Linked DNA regions of Homo sapiens: region 1 is linked to region 2. A link is a contact called in ENCODE Hi-C or POLR2A ChIA-PET data. All regions are on one chromosome and are shown on one strand. The core of a region is the stretch at or near the end of the contact, and the rest is flanking DNA. Distances in the headings are between cores, read along the strand shown. Region 1 has its middle 63 kb from the start of IL33. Region 2 has its middle 88 kb from the start of RANBP6.

Region 1 (7,158 bases), core at 1,415-3,914, 51 kb before region 2:
CATTTGTCAATTTTCTTAATCTCGTCACAGAACTAACTCTTGGTTTTGTTGATTTTTCTCTTTATTTCTATTCTTTATTTTGTTACCTCTGCTCTAATATTTATTATTTCCTTCTTTCTGCTACCTTTGAGTTTAGTTTGTTCTTCTTCTTCTTTTCTTTCTTTTCTTTTCTTTTTTTTTTTTTTTCAACAAGATCTCACTCTGTCACCCAGGCTGGAGTGCAGTGGTGCAATCATAGCTCACTGCAGCCTTGACCTCCCAGGCTCAAGCAATTCCCCAACCTCAGCCCCCTGAGTACTGAGACCACAGGCATGTGCCGCCATGCCTAGATAATGTTTGTATTTTCTGTAGAGATTGGATTTCACTATGTTGCTCAGGCTGGTCTTGAACTCCTGGGCTCAAGTGATCTGCTTGCCTTAGCCTCCCAAAATGCTGGGACTACAGGCATGAGCCACCACACCCAGCCTGTTCTTCTTATTCTAAACTTGTAAAGTTAGGATGTTGATTTGACATTTTTCTTGTTTTTTAATGTAAACAGGTATAGCTATAAATTTCCACCCACAGACTACTTTTGCTTTGTCCCATAAGATTTAGCATGTTGTGTTTTCATTTTTATTTGTCTATAAGTATTTTCTAATTTCCCCTGTGATTTTTACTTTGGTTGTTTAAGAGTTTGTTGTTTAATTTCCACAAATTTATACATTCTCCATTTCACTTCGGTTATTGATTTCTAACTTTATGTCATTTGGTCAGAGAAGATACTTTGTATGATATCCATCTTTTAAAAATCTATTGAGACTTAATTTGTGGCCTAACATATGATGTATCCTGCAAAATGTCCCATGTGCACTTGAGAAAAGTTTGTATACTGTAGTTGTTGGAGAGAGGATTGTGTATATACCTGTTAGTCTGGTTGGTTTATTGCATTGTTTAAGTCTTCTGTTTCCTTGCTTATTTTCTGTCTGGTTGTTCTCACCATTATTGCGAGTTGGGTATTGAAGTCTCCAACTATTGTTATAGAACTATCTCTTTTTCCCTTTCATTCTGTAAGCTTTTGCTTTATGTGTTTTGATGGTCTGTCCTTAGATGGGTAAATGTTTATAATTGAATATCTTCTTGCTGTGTTGGGTCTTTTATTAATATATAATGTCCTTCTTTGTCCACTATAGCCCTGTAAGTTTATTTCGCCTGGGAGCAGTGGCTCATGCCTGTGCTCCTAGCATTTTGGGAGGCCGAAGCAGGTGGAACACTTGAGCCCAGGAGTTCTAGACTAGCCTGGACAACATGGTGAAATGCCATCTTTACAAAAAAATACAAAAGTTAGCGGGGCATGGTGACGCTTACCTGTAGTCTCAGCTACTTGGGAGGCTGAGGTAGGAGGATTGCTTGAGCCTAGGAGGTCAAGGCTACAGTGAGCCAAGATTGTGCCACTGCACTCCAACCTGGGTGACAGGGTGAGACCCTGTTAAAAAAAAAAGTCTATTTTGTCTGATATTATTATACCCACTCCTACTGTGTTTTGGTTACTATTGGCATGGAATATTTTTTCCATGCTTCCACTTTTAATCTGTTTATATCTTTGGATCTAAAGTAAGTCTTTTGTAAACAGTAAATAGTCAGACCATGTATGTATCCATTCTGCTAATCCCTGTCTTTTGATGGTAGAGTTTAATCCATTTGCATTTAAAGTATATACTGATAAGGAGAAACTTAATTTTTTTCATTTTGCTATTTGTTTTTTATGGCTTATAGCTTATTTGCCTCTCATTTCCTGCATTTATTGACTGTCTTCTTTCATGTTTAGTTGATTTTTTGCAGTGAAATTTTAAAATTTCTTTCCATTTCCTTTTGTGTACATTCTTTAGCTATTTCCTTTATGGTTTAATGGGGATTGCACTTAACATCCTAAAGTTATAATACTCTAATTTGAATTTATACCAGTTTAACTTCAATAACATACAAAACTCTGTTTCTTTACAATTCTGTCCCCACCTCTTTCCGTTGTTAATGTCATAAAATTACATCTTTTTATATTTCATGCCCCAAAACATAAAGTAATAATTTATTTACATACATTAGTCTCTTAAATTATCTAGAAGATTGGCCAGACATGGTGGCTTATGCCTGTAATCCCAGCACTTTGGGAGCCCAAGGTGGTTGGATCACCTGAGGTCGTGAGTTTGAGACCAGCCTGGCCAACAAGGTGAAACCCTGTCTCTACTAAAAATACAAAAATTAGCTGGGCATGGTGACGGGCACCTGTAATCTCAACTACTGGGGAGGCAGAGGCATGAGAATCTCTTGAACCCAGGAGACAGAGGTTGCAGTGAGCCGAGATTGCACCACTGCACTCCAGCCTGGGCAACAGCGCAAGATGCGATCTCAAAAAAAAAAAAAAAAGTAGAAAATAAAATGTGGGGTGATAACCTACAGTTCATATTTGGCAGTTTACTTTAAAAGTAAACAGGGCTTCTTAAATTAACCTATCTTGGGGCAGTCTTGTGATTCATGGCAACATCCTGTTCATGAGTAAAGAATCTTATCTGAGTTTCTCAAATTATTGACGTATAATGATTAATTTATAACCTACTGACATCAAAAAGGCTGCTGATTTGTTTCTGAATCATAATGTTTTGGTGATTTGTTTCTGAATCATGAAGTTTCACTGATTGTCTTGTGCATAGAATTTTAACCTGTATGTTGCCCTGTATGTCATACTTTGCAGCCAATCTTTGTGTTGTACCCTCCAATGAAAAAGGACAACTTCACTATGAGGAGCCCCTCTCCCTTCTCCTAAACTTACTTATAAAAGCCTTCCAACTTGTAACAGATTCTGGAACACTCCCAACTTTCTGATGTGTCTTCCCAGGTTGATCCTCACATTTGGCTTCCAATAAACCTTTATCAAATTATTTCTGCCTCAACAGCCTTAATTTCTGTCAATAGGAGTTACAAGCCAAAGTTAACAATAATACTAGCTTTTAGACTAATAGTTTTTAACGTATGAATCTCAAACCATGCAAAAAACAAAAAATGGAGTTACAAACCATTGTTACAATAATACTAGCTTCTATAATTGTCCATGTATTTACCTTCATTGAGATTTTTATTTCTTCATATAGCTTTGAGTTACTGTCTAGTGTTCTTACATTTCACCTTGCAAGACGTAAGCATTTCTTGCACGGCAGGTTTAGTAGTGAACTCACTCAGCTTTTGTTTATCTGGGAATATTTTAATTGCTTCCTCGCTTTTGAAGGAGAGTTTTGCAAGATAAAAGATTCTTGATTGACAGGTTTCTTTTTCTTTTCGCACTTTGAATTTATTAACCCACTGGCTTCTGTTTTCCAAAGTTTCTGATGAGAAATCTGATGATATTCTAATTGAGGATCTCTTGTAAGTGACAAATTGCTTCTCTCTTGCCACTTTCAAGATTCTGTTTTTGTCTTTGGTTTTCAAAAGTTTGATTATAATGTGTTTTTGGGTGAGTCTCTTTAAATTCTTCTTATTTGGAGTTTGTTGAGTTCTTGTATGTTTATGTTCAAGTCTGTCATCACATTTGTGAAGCTTTCAGCCATTATTTCTTAAAATATTCTCTCTACCCGCCTCTCTCTCTAATCTTCAGAGACTCCCAAAATGTATATGATGGTGTCCTACAGCTTATCTAGGTTTTATTTATTTTTCTTCGGCCTTTTTTCTATTCCTCAGACTCAGTGATTTCCATTGTTCTATCTTCACCTTTCACTATTTTTATCTTCTGGATGCTCAAGTATGTCTTTTAGTCCTTGTAGTGAATTTTTTATCTTGGTTTTATTTTTCCACTCCTTGCTTTCTTTTTGGTTTATTTTTAGGTTTTTCTGTATCATCATTGATTTTTCCATTTTGTTCATGTATCATATATTTTTTCTGGTCTTTCTTCACATCTTTCTTTAGAATATTGAGCATCTTTAAGACATCTGTTTAAAAGTCTTCATCTAGTATATCTGACATCATATCTTTTTCAGGGATGGTTTCTGTTGATTTATTTTTTTCTTTGAATAGACCATACTTTCCTGGTTTTTGTTTTTTTTTTTTGTATGTCTTGTGATTTTTTTTTGGTTGACATTGAAAACTGGACATTTGAATCTAAAAATGTGGTAAATCTGGAAATCAAGTTCTTCTCCTTTTCCAGAGTTTGCTAGATTTAGTCATTGTTTTTGTTTACTCTTTTTTATTGTTGTATGTCTGATATATATAAACTTAAGGTCCTTTCAGGTCTTTTCTGAGCCTGAGCCTTTCCCTGGGTATGCATGGTCACTTTCTAATTTCCCCCTCTATGAAGTTGTTTCTGAAAGTCCTAGTCTTTAACGTCTGGTTCCCAAAAGGGAATCAAAAATATTAAGGGGGAAAAATGGCCCTGGTCCTTTGAATCCCCTGGAAGTCATCTCAGATGGATGGGAGGGGCTTGCAAAAAGGGTAGAGGTGAAACAATAGCTGTTCACTTCTTTGTCTGTACCACTGTGATCAGAAGCAGTGATTGGCAATCCAAATACAGATCCCCAATATTTGGAGGACAGGATCCTTTTTGTTCATTCTGGCTGCTTCAAGCTGCTACAGGAACTCCCAAAAATGACCCCAGAAGCAAGACCTAAGATTTAAAAGAAAACAGAGCTATTGGAGACTGTGAAGGGAGATACTTTGAGGGACAAAGCTGACCAAAGGAGGATGGTAGAATAAAAACATGGAAGGAATATGGATGACATTATTAAACCAATGAATTATGTATACATGGAGAAACCCTATATTGGAACTTCTTGTGTAAAACAACTTTTCCCATTCTGAGAGAGAGAGAGAGAGCATGTGTGCATGATTCAAGAAAGAATAAAGTGTATCAAATTCTGTGGGGTGGTCAAGTAGGATAAGAATGGAAAAGAGTCCTTTAGTTTTGACTATAGGAAGTTCATTGATGATCATAGTAAGAGCAGGTCAGTCTTTCATGAGACTCGGCTGCACTCTCTTACCCTTGGAATTTAGGAAGAGACACACCTCAGGAGTTGTTACTAAAAGGATATCTGTGTAAGTTGGTCTGAGTAAATTTCCTTTGCTCACAACCAAATGAATTTTGAATATGAAGTGTTATTTTTTGGAAATGTTAAAACAGGTTGAATTGAGAAGACTTAGTGAATGATTGCCACGGATGATAGAGAAAGATAGAGATTGTGACTGGCTTCTTTCACTTAGCATTGTTTCAAGGTTTGTTCATGTTGTAGCATATATCAGTACTCTATTCCTTTTAATAGCTGAATAACATTCCATTGTATGGATAGGCTACATTTCATTTATCCATTTATCAGTTGGTGGACATTTGAGTTGTGGTTAATTTTATGCATCACCTTGACCAGGCTAAGTGTTGCCCAGATAGCTGGCAAAACATTATTTTTGTGTGTGCCTGTCAGAATATTCCCAGAAGAGATTAGCAGTTGAATCGGTTGAGTAAACAAGATCACCCTCTTCAATGTAGGCAGACATCATCCACTCATTGAGGGCCCACATAGAACAAAAAGGCAGATGAAGGGCAAATTTGTTTTGTTTCTGTTTGAAATGGGACACCTTTCTCCTCCTGCCAACATTAGCAATCCTGGTTCTTGGACTGTTAGACAGACTGAATTACACCATCAGCTTCCCTGGTTCTCCAGCTTGCAGATATAAAATCGTGGGATGTATTGATCTCCATAAATCCAATTTCTATAATAAATTATTCTTATTATTGTTTAATTATATTTTATTTTATATATATATATCTCCTATTGTTTCTGTCTCTCTGGAAAACCCTAACTTCTATAGATTTTGGCATCAAGAGTGGTTCTAGAGGAATAGAATTTTACAGATGAATTTTCTGAATTGGCTCTATGATTTCTGGAATTGGGTCCCTAATTTGATTAGATTTAAAGACATTAGTGACTCTATTTCCAGTAGTAAAGAAAGTTCATGACATAACCTGCTTATAGAGATACACAAAATATCTACATTGGATATACCTAATCAACAACTTATAGAATGTAATGGGCTAAGTAACTTTATATGTTATATACTTTTAGACTTTTTTTTTTTTAAATTAGGGAACATAATGACATTTGTTTATTGCTCCTAATGTTGCTGGATAAAGTAGTGAAAGAAAAGGATGAGCTCAGATATTTGAATTCCTAGTTTAAGCACTGAACAAATGACCTAAGAATCTATAGATATACCCTCAAAGACAGCCTCATCTCCTATAGCCACAGGGCTGAAATTGCTGAAAAATCAAATGCAGAACCTTATCCTATGATTGGCTGAATTACAATGCAAGTTGAACTCCCATCCTCACAGGGTATCTACTATTAAAGTAAGGGCATTGATTGGGAAAGAATAGCATCCTATAAGTTGGGATGGGGACATACTGGAAGATCTTGATGAAGCTGGGTGCGAGGCTCCTGTATTGGTTCGAACCCCAAGAGCGTGCCAGCAGACAACACGAGGTGGCATGGAGCAACACGCTGTTTTAATGAGCTCCTGGGTGCAGGCGGGCAGAGGCCTAAAATGGCGTCAGCACCAAATGAGGATGGGGCAGGGGTTTTATAGTCTCCTGTAAACAGGAAGTGCCCCAGTCCAATGTGACTGCTACATAGTACCCAGACCACCTCTCTCTCAGTCTTCAGGGAGTACGTGTCTTCCGGCCAGCTCTCTTCCTGCTTCTGCTATCCCGCTCACGCACACTGCTGGTGCAAGTGGCCTTGCGCCTTGGCACTGAGCCTGAGGAGGAAGGAGTTATTCATTTCCTTAAGCTTTCAGGTCCCAGGGAGAATTTTTCACTGGGAACTTAGACTCCTAAATTGTGATGAGTCTTTTTTGCCAATGAAAGAGGCCTCCTCACCCCCAGAAGACGTGGCCTCTCCAACTCCAGTAGTATCTGCCTTTCCACCAATTTTTCCACCTCCATCTAAGGGCATTAACCCAGCATTTCCTGAGAAAATAGTAATGGCCTGTCCTGAGGCAGTTGCCATGCAAGACAACACTGTTTCTCCTCAGAATCCACCCCATCATCCCTCTTTGCTTCTAGAACTGTAATTAGACTCAAGTCTCAGCAGGCCCCTAAGGGTGAAGTAGAAAGTGTGACCCATGAGGAGTTGTACTACACTCCAAAAA
Region 2 (7,415 bases), core at 3,866-6,365:
TTTTAAAAACAAAAATAAGAAATATTAATTTATTTCTGTCCCTCAGTATTTGCATTTTAACAATGGGTTTTTCAAAAAAGCAAAATCATCCATGTAAGAACTACTCGTTACTCTGAGATTATGTTCTTCCTGAGTTTTGGTGGTTGAAATATTCTTTCTTTAATGAAATGCTACTGGGTACTTAATGCTATCACTAGACAAAATAAAAAGCAATCAACTCTAAGTCAGTTGCCACAAATAGAAAATTTTACCAGTCTGTGGAATACAAATGTCTTGGAGCCACTGGAGTCATGGCAAGGTGGAAAAGAAATGTTGGGTCACATTTCATCTTGTATCATCCTCCAAATACCATTACAATTTGGAACATTCTCTTAGCCTTGAATTAGGAGTTGGGAAGAAAAAGGAATGAGAGGATATCAATTCCTCAACGTGTCTTTCCTTTGCATTAGAGGTCTATTTTCAAACAAGTTTTACATTAAGTTATTGTCTCTCAGCTACCCTTCTCTATACACTTATGCAATTCAGGCCTGGGACTCAAAACATCATTTTTAGCTTTGCCAGCTGCTCCAGTTAGGCTCTGTCACTAGAGGGTGTTACAGAGGGAGACAGCCAGGCTGGAGGAGAGAGAAAGGACAGGTTCCTTTCAGTTTGTTCCCTATAGGCTTGTCAGCTTGTGGTTTCTGTAAGATCACTCCAGGAGTGCTTCTTCACCCATGCCGTTCCATAGCAGCAGCTGATTCCAATTTGCAGTTTTTGCAACTTTCGCAAAAACAGCTTCATCATGCCCCCACCTCATAGACACAAGTGAGCTATAAATAGTGCCCTGTCCTCAAAGGTTTCAGTGGCAGGCCCACAGGGCTGCTTATCCCAGCTCACAGCCAGCACAAGTTGTGGGGCCCTTTCTCAAAGTTTCTAACTTCTAATAAATCCAAGCACTTCCCTCTGCTATCCCCAGCCCCAGGAGTGGTAGCTGCTTCCTGCAGTTGCTATCTCCATGTTACTTTCATTGTTGTTTTTTTGTTTGTTTGTTTGTTAATTTAATCCTTTCAGTTACCTAGTTACCAACCATTCCTTAAAGTCTCTATGTTCAAGTAACTGGTGTAGCTTCTGTTTCCTGCTTGCACTCTGATAGAGTATATATAAATCTATTTTCAAGAAAGCTTTAATTTTTTCAAATTTGTATACTAAAGGGTTTATTTTAAGGCTTAAACAATAATTGTAGGGAAGTCTTCTAGACTACTCCAAAATAACCAATTAAAAAAATACAGCAACTTCCAGGGAACACTCAATTTATTTTGAAAATAACATTTTCAAAGTTATTCTTTGGGTGTTGAAAAGCAAATAAGTCCTATCCAACCCAAAAGAAACCTACTAGTTATTTTCCTCCAGGAAGAGAGAGAGAGAGAGAAGTTAATTTTTATTTGTATAAATTTAGGGAGTACAAGTACAATTTTGTTACATGGATATATTGAGTGGTGGTAAAGCCTGAATTTTTAGTGTATTCACTGCTAGAATAATATACATTTTACTCACTAAGTAATTTCTTACCCTATGCTTTCTTCCCACGTTCGGAATCTCCAATGTCTATCATTCCACACTGTATGTCCATGTGTACACGTTATTTATCTATTACTTAAAATTTTCTTTCTGCTTATCAGGAAGTATATTTTAAGCTGAAACATATAGGCACCAGCCTGATAAAATTTGGAGGGATGTTCATGTACACTAAAGTGTGTTTAGTCCAGAGAATTTTCTCTGCCCCAGAATTTACACACTTCATTCTCTGCTATGTTCTTATCATCACAAAGCATTTCTCTATTATTCAGTAGGCAGAAAAGTTCACACCAATGATGATCAAAGGCAGGAAATGGAGGCATAAAGGGCTAGGGCTAAAAACCAACTTTTATGAAGTACTTGCTCTGTTCCAGGTGCTATCTCATGTATCTTTTCTAGCAACCCAACATTGTAGGGATTGATATTCCCATCTCACAGATGAGCACAGTGGGACTTACAGGGATTAAATAACTTGTTCTGGGGTGTGGAATAAGCGTCAGAGCAGAGCCAGGATTCAAAACCAGCCCTGATACCTTCAAATTTTCTTATCTTTTTGATTTTTTATTTATTTTATTTTTTTTTAGAAAACACTACCTTGCATCCATAGGACCCATGAGCATAAAGGAAGGACATATGACTGCTTGCCTGTCAATTCTGGGAATGAAGTGAAATGCTGTGAACAGTTACATATTTGCTGCCTGTATTAGTCAGGGTTCTCTAGAGGGACAGAACTAATGGAATATATATATATATATATATATATAAAGGGGAGTTTATTAAGTATTAACTCATGCAGTCACAAGGTCCAACAATAGGCCATCTGTAGGCTGAGGAGAAAGGAGAGCCAGTCCCAGTTCCAAATCTGAAGAACTTGGAGTCTGATGTTTGAGGGCAGGAAGCATCCAGCATGGGAGAAAGATATAGCCTTGGGGGAGCTAGGTCAGTTTCTCTTTCCATATTTTTCTGCCTGCTTATATTCTAGCCACGCTGGCAGCTGATTAGATGGTGCCCACCCAGATTAAGGGTGGGTCTGCCTTTCCCAGCCCACCGACACAAACGTTAATCTCCTTTGGCAAAACCCTCACAGACACACTCAGGATCAATACTTTGTATCCTTCAATCCATTCAAGTTGACACTCAGTATTAACTACAACAGGCCCACACCTTGTCAACTTGAACCCTTACACATCTCCTGAGATCATACATAATCTTCAAATAAAGACAATAATAAAGTCATAATTATGCCTAACATAATACAACTATCCTTCATACAACCAGAAACACCCCAATCCCCAAACCAAATACTATTACATAAAGTTAATACTTAAATGCTGATGTGAAGTCAATAAATCTATGTCACATGATGAAGGAGAAAGGAAATAAAATGAATTTTTTTTTAGTACAAATGTATACTTGCACAAACATGTTTTTAACAAAAGAAGGAGGAAATACTCATGACAATTACAGTCCTCGTTTCTGCAGCTGGTCACGTGGTCATAGCTGATATTGATGACTACCTTCTTCTACTACCCATTCTGTATTCCCTTTGCCTTCAGCAAGCACCTCAACAGGTTGTGTTTTTTTTTACCTGGTGGAGTGACTCAAACCTTCATTCCTGAAGGGTCTGGATCATTTGTAGTCCTGCCTGGGTTAGGCTGTTGTAATTTCCCATGCTGTGTGGAATACCATGACAGTGGATAAGGCATTCCGTGAGTTCACAGATGATAGTCTTGGCAGAAGCATTGCATGCAGAATAGGCAAACCCATATCTAGAGTAAGTGTCTATTCCAGTGATGACAAACCTCTGCCCTTTCCATGATGGAAGACCTTAATCACAGGGAATGGTAATACTAAGAGATGCCCTAATGATCTCCTGTATTTCATGCATACTCTTCCTTACCTCCATTGTGAAGTAGGAGACTGATTTCATCTTGATAGCCTGGGTCAATCATCCCAGCCAACACTATAACTCCCTTCTTAGCCTGTTGACTTAAAGGTAGGAGGAGTCCAAAGTGTCCAGGTGGCAATCTTAACTTCCAGTTTAATGGAATCATTGTTTTGTCTCCTGGTGGCAGAGTTTCTCCCTCTGGAACTAAGACCTCTAGGCCAGCAGAACGTAATGTTGTGGGAACAGAAAGCTAAAATGTTGCTAGTGACTCACTAAGGGTGATCGTGAGTGGTGTCACACTTCCACACCTTGATTCCTGGACCCGTGAATCCTGGCTATGGGAGAAACAGTACCATATATTGGGCATTGATTCAGAGGATACACAGCCTTTTGGAGAACTTTGCCCTAGCCCTGCAAAGTATTGTCACCTAGTTGGCCTTGTAATTGTGACTTCAAAAGGCTTTCCCACCATTCTATCAATCCAGCTGCTTCAGGATGATGGGGAACATGGTAGGATTAGTGACTTCCATGAGCATGAGACCACTGCTGCACTTCTTTAGCCAAAAAGTGAGTGCCTTGGTCAGAGGCAATGCTATGTGGAATACCATGATGGTGGATAAGGCATTCCATGAGTCCACGGATGGTAGTCTCAGCAGAAGCATTGCATGCAAGATAGGAAATCCTATATCCAGAGTAAGTGTCTATGTCAGTGAGGACAAACCTTTGTCCTTTCCATGATGTAAGAGGTCCAATATAATCAACCTGCCACCAGGTAGCTGGCTGATCACCCCAAGGAATGGTGCCATATCGAGGGCTCGGTGTTGGTCTCTGCTGCTGGCAAATTGGGCACTCAATAGTGGCCATAGCCAGGGCAGCCTTAGGGAGTGGAATGTTGCTGAGCCCATGCATAATCTCCTTCCCTGCCACCACGGCCACTTTTTTCATGGGCCCATTGGGCGATGGTGGAGTGGCTGGGGAAAGAGGCTGAGTGGTGTCCACAGAATGGGTCATCTTATCCTCTTGATTATTAAAATCCTCCTTTGCTGAGGTCACCTGTTGGTAAGCACTCAGATGGGATACAAATATCTTCACAGTTTTTGACCACTCAAAGAGGTCCATCCACATACCTCTTCCCCAGATGTCTTCGTCACCAATTTTCCAATCATGCTGCTTCCAAGTCCCTGACCATCCAGCCAAACCATTGGCTATGGTCCATGAATCAGTATATAATCACATACCTGGCCATTTCTTCTTCCATGCAAAGTGCAAAACCAGGTGCACTGCTGGAAATTCTGCCCACTGGGAAGATTTCCCTTCACTGCTGTCCTTCAGAGATGTCCTAGAAAGGGGCTGTAATGCTGCAGCTGTCCACTTTTGGGTGGTGCCTGCATATTGTGCAGAACCATGTGTGAACCAGGCCCTAGTCTTCTCTTCCTCTGTCAACTGATCATAGGCAACTCCCCCTGAGGCTATTGGCACAGGCTCAGGGAGAGAAGGTAGGGTGGCAGGAAAGGAGACCGTGGGCATTTGAGTCACTTCCTCATGTAACTTATTTGTGCCTTTAGGACATGCTCAAGCCTGATCATGTATTTACCACTTTCATTTGATGATGGAATGCTGCTGTGCATGACCCACTTTATGACTAGATGAGTCAGAAAGCACCCAGTTCATGAGGCAGTTTAGGATGCATGGTAACTTGATGACCCATAGTCTAACGTTCGGTTTCCACCAAAGCCCAGTAATAGGCCAAGAGCTGTCTCTCAAAAGGAGAGTAGTTATCTGCAGAAGATGGCAGGGCCTTGCTCCAAAATCCTAGAGGCCTCCACTGTGACTCACCTATGGGAGCCTGCCAAAGGCTCCAAACAACATCCCTATCTGCGAGTGACACCTCAAGTACCATCTGATCTGCTGGGTCATATGGCCCAAGTGGCAGAGCAGCTTGCACAGCAGACAGGACCTGTTGCAGAGCCTTCTCCTGGACCCCACTCAAAACTGGCAGCCTTTCAGGTCACTTGACAAATGGCCTGGAGTAACACACCCAAAGGAGGAATGTGTTGCCTCCAAAATCCAATGAGACCCACTAGGCTTTGTACCTCTTTCTTGGTTGTAGGAGGGGCCAAATGCAGCAACTTATCCTTCACCTTAGAAGGAATATCTCAACAGGCTCCACACCACTGGACCCCTAGAAATTTTGCCGAGGTAGAAGGTCCCTGAAAGTCAGATTTATTTCCCATCCTCTGGCACGCAAATGTCTCACCAATGATTCCAGTGTGTTTGCTACTTCTTACTCACTGGATCTAGTCAGCATGTCATCAATGTAATGGACCAGTGTGATATCTTGTGGAAGCAAAAAGCGATCAAGATGTCTCCAGGTAAGATTATGACACAAAGCCAGAGAGTTGATACACCCCTGAGGTAGGACAGTAAAGGTATATTGCTGACCTTGCCAGTGGAAGGCAAACTGGCCTTATGAACAGGAATGGAGAAAAAGGCATTTGCCACATCAATGGCTGCATACCAGGTACCAGGAGATGTGTTAATTTGCTTAAGCAATGAAACCACATCTGGTACAACAGCTGCAATTGGAGTCACCACTTGGTTAAGCTTAAGATAATCCACTGTCATTCTCCAAGATCTATCTGTCTTCTGTACAGGCCAAATGGGAGAGTTGACCAGGGATGTGGTGGGAATCACCACCTCTGCATCTTTCAAGTCCGTGATGGTGGCACTAATCTCCACAATCCCTCCAGGGATGTGATATTGTTTTTGATTTACTATTTTTCTAGGTAGAGGCAGGTCTAATGGCTTCCATTTGACCTTTTGCCCTATAATAGCTCTCACCCTACTAGTCAGGGAGCCAATGTGGGGGTTCTGCCAGCTGCTAAGTATGTCTATGCCAATTATGCATTCTGGCACTAGGGAAATGACCACAGGATGAGTCCAGGAGCCCACTGGACCCACTACAAGTCAGACCTGAGCTAAAACTTCATTAATTACCTGACCTCTATTAGCCCCTACTTTAACTGGAGGATCACAATGACGTTTTGGGTCCCCTGGAATCAACGTCAGCTCAGAGCCAGTGTCCAGTAGTCCATGAAATATCTGATTATTTCCCTTTCCCCAGTGCACAGTTACCCTGGAAAAAGGCCAGAGGTCTCCTTGGGGAAGGATGGGAGAAAGATTTACTGCATAAATTGTCAGTAATGTAGTGGGGTCCTTCCTCAAGGGGACATGGCCTCCCCTTCATTCAAGGGGTTATGGGTCTATAAACTGACTTAAGTCTGGAAATTGATTGAGGGGCCATGATTCTCTGTTTTTATAATTCAAATTCAAATAAGTCTTTTGTCCATTTGACCTCGAAGTTTTCTGCTTATATAAATTAAGTATGAATGCAGTAGGCTTCCTATCAATTTCACTTCCAGGAACACCGTGATTTATTAGCCAACGCCAGAGCTCTACACCAGTCAGACTATTCTGATTGCCCCTTTGTTTCTGCTGTCCATTATGGTAGCTACACCCAACTTGCCTTTGACGGTTGGGTGCTGCCACTTGGCCCCTGCCACCTTGGGATCCAATTATTCCCATTGTATTTAAATTTTGTAGTTGAGCGACTATGGTTCCCACTGTTAGATCTGACATACAGAGAAGAGCAATTACAGGGTTCTTTAAAGATGTAGGTGCTGCCCTCACAAATCTATTTCACAAGGCATTTGTCAGGGGTATATCTTCTGGACCCTCCCAGCTGGGATGAGTAGGTCTAAAGTGACTAATCCACTCTACCATCCCAATCTCCCTAAGCCTTTGGATCCCTTCCTCTACATTAAACCCAGGGAGATCAGGCTTTTCCAGCTTATTCACAGTGGGCCATCTTTTTATCCATATTTCAGCTAACCAAGCAAAGAAATTATTAGAACCTTTTTTAACTCCCTGAGCTGCAACATTAAATGCAGAGTCCCTACTTAGTGGGCCCAAA

What was found. A loop is a pair of places that touch in the nucleus more often than their neighbours do. ChIA-PET counts read pairs that join two places held with the same protein, here RNA polymerase II (POLR2A). Pooled maps may share reads with other maps.
Region 1: a map of heart left ventricle shows a loop between it and region 2 (2.8-fold over the local background). The contact joins two enhancer-like sites. A Hi-C loop is called at or near these places in 6 of 168 maps with a recorded cell type or tissue (PC-3, heart left ventricle, heart right ventricle and 3 more), 2 of 37 single-sample maps with no recorded cell type and 1 of 50 pooled maps. POLR2A ChIA-PET finds 5 or more read pairs at or near these places in 1 of 52 experiments (activated CD4-positive, alpha-beta T cell).

The regions. Positions count from the first base shown.
Region 1 is chr9:6,149,042-6,156,199 of GRCh38, reverse strand. No RefSeq gene overlaps it. Among named protein-coding and RNA genes, the nearest start is that of IL33, 63 kb to the left of the region's middle. RefSeq lists an enhancer at 2,315-3,514. Within about 2 kb of position 2,664, at least 3 of the 41 ENCODE cell types and tissues checked have a DNase peak (open chromatin) inside an H3K27ac peak, as active enhancers do; they include PC-3, where a contact is called at or near this core.
Region 2 is chr9:6,100,396-6,107,810 of GRCh38, reverse strand. No RefSeq gene overlaps it. Among named protein-coding and RNA genes, the nearest start is that of RANBP6, 88 kb to the right of the region's middle. RefSeq lists enhancers at 300-800, 1,003-1,052, 801-1,301. Within about 2 kb of position 5,115, at least 2 of the 41 ENCODE cell types and tissues checked have a DNase peak (open chromatin) inside an H3K27ac peak, as active enhancers do; they include PC-3, where a contact is called at or near this core.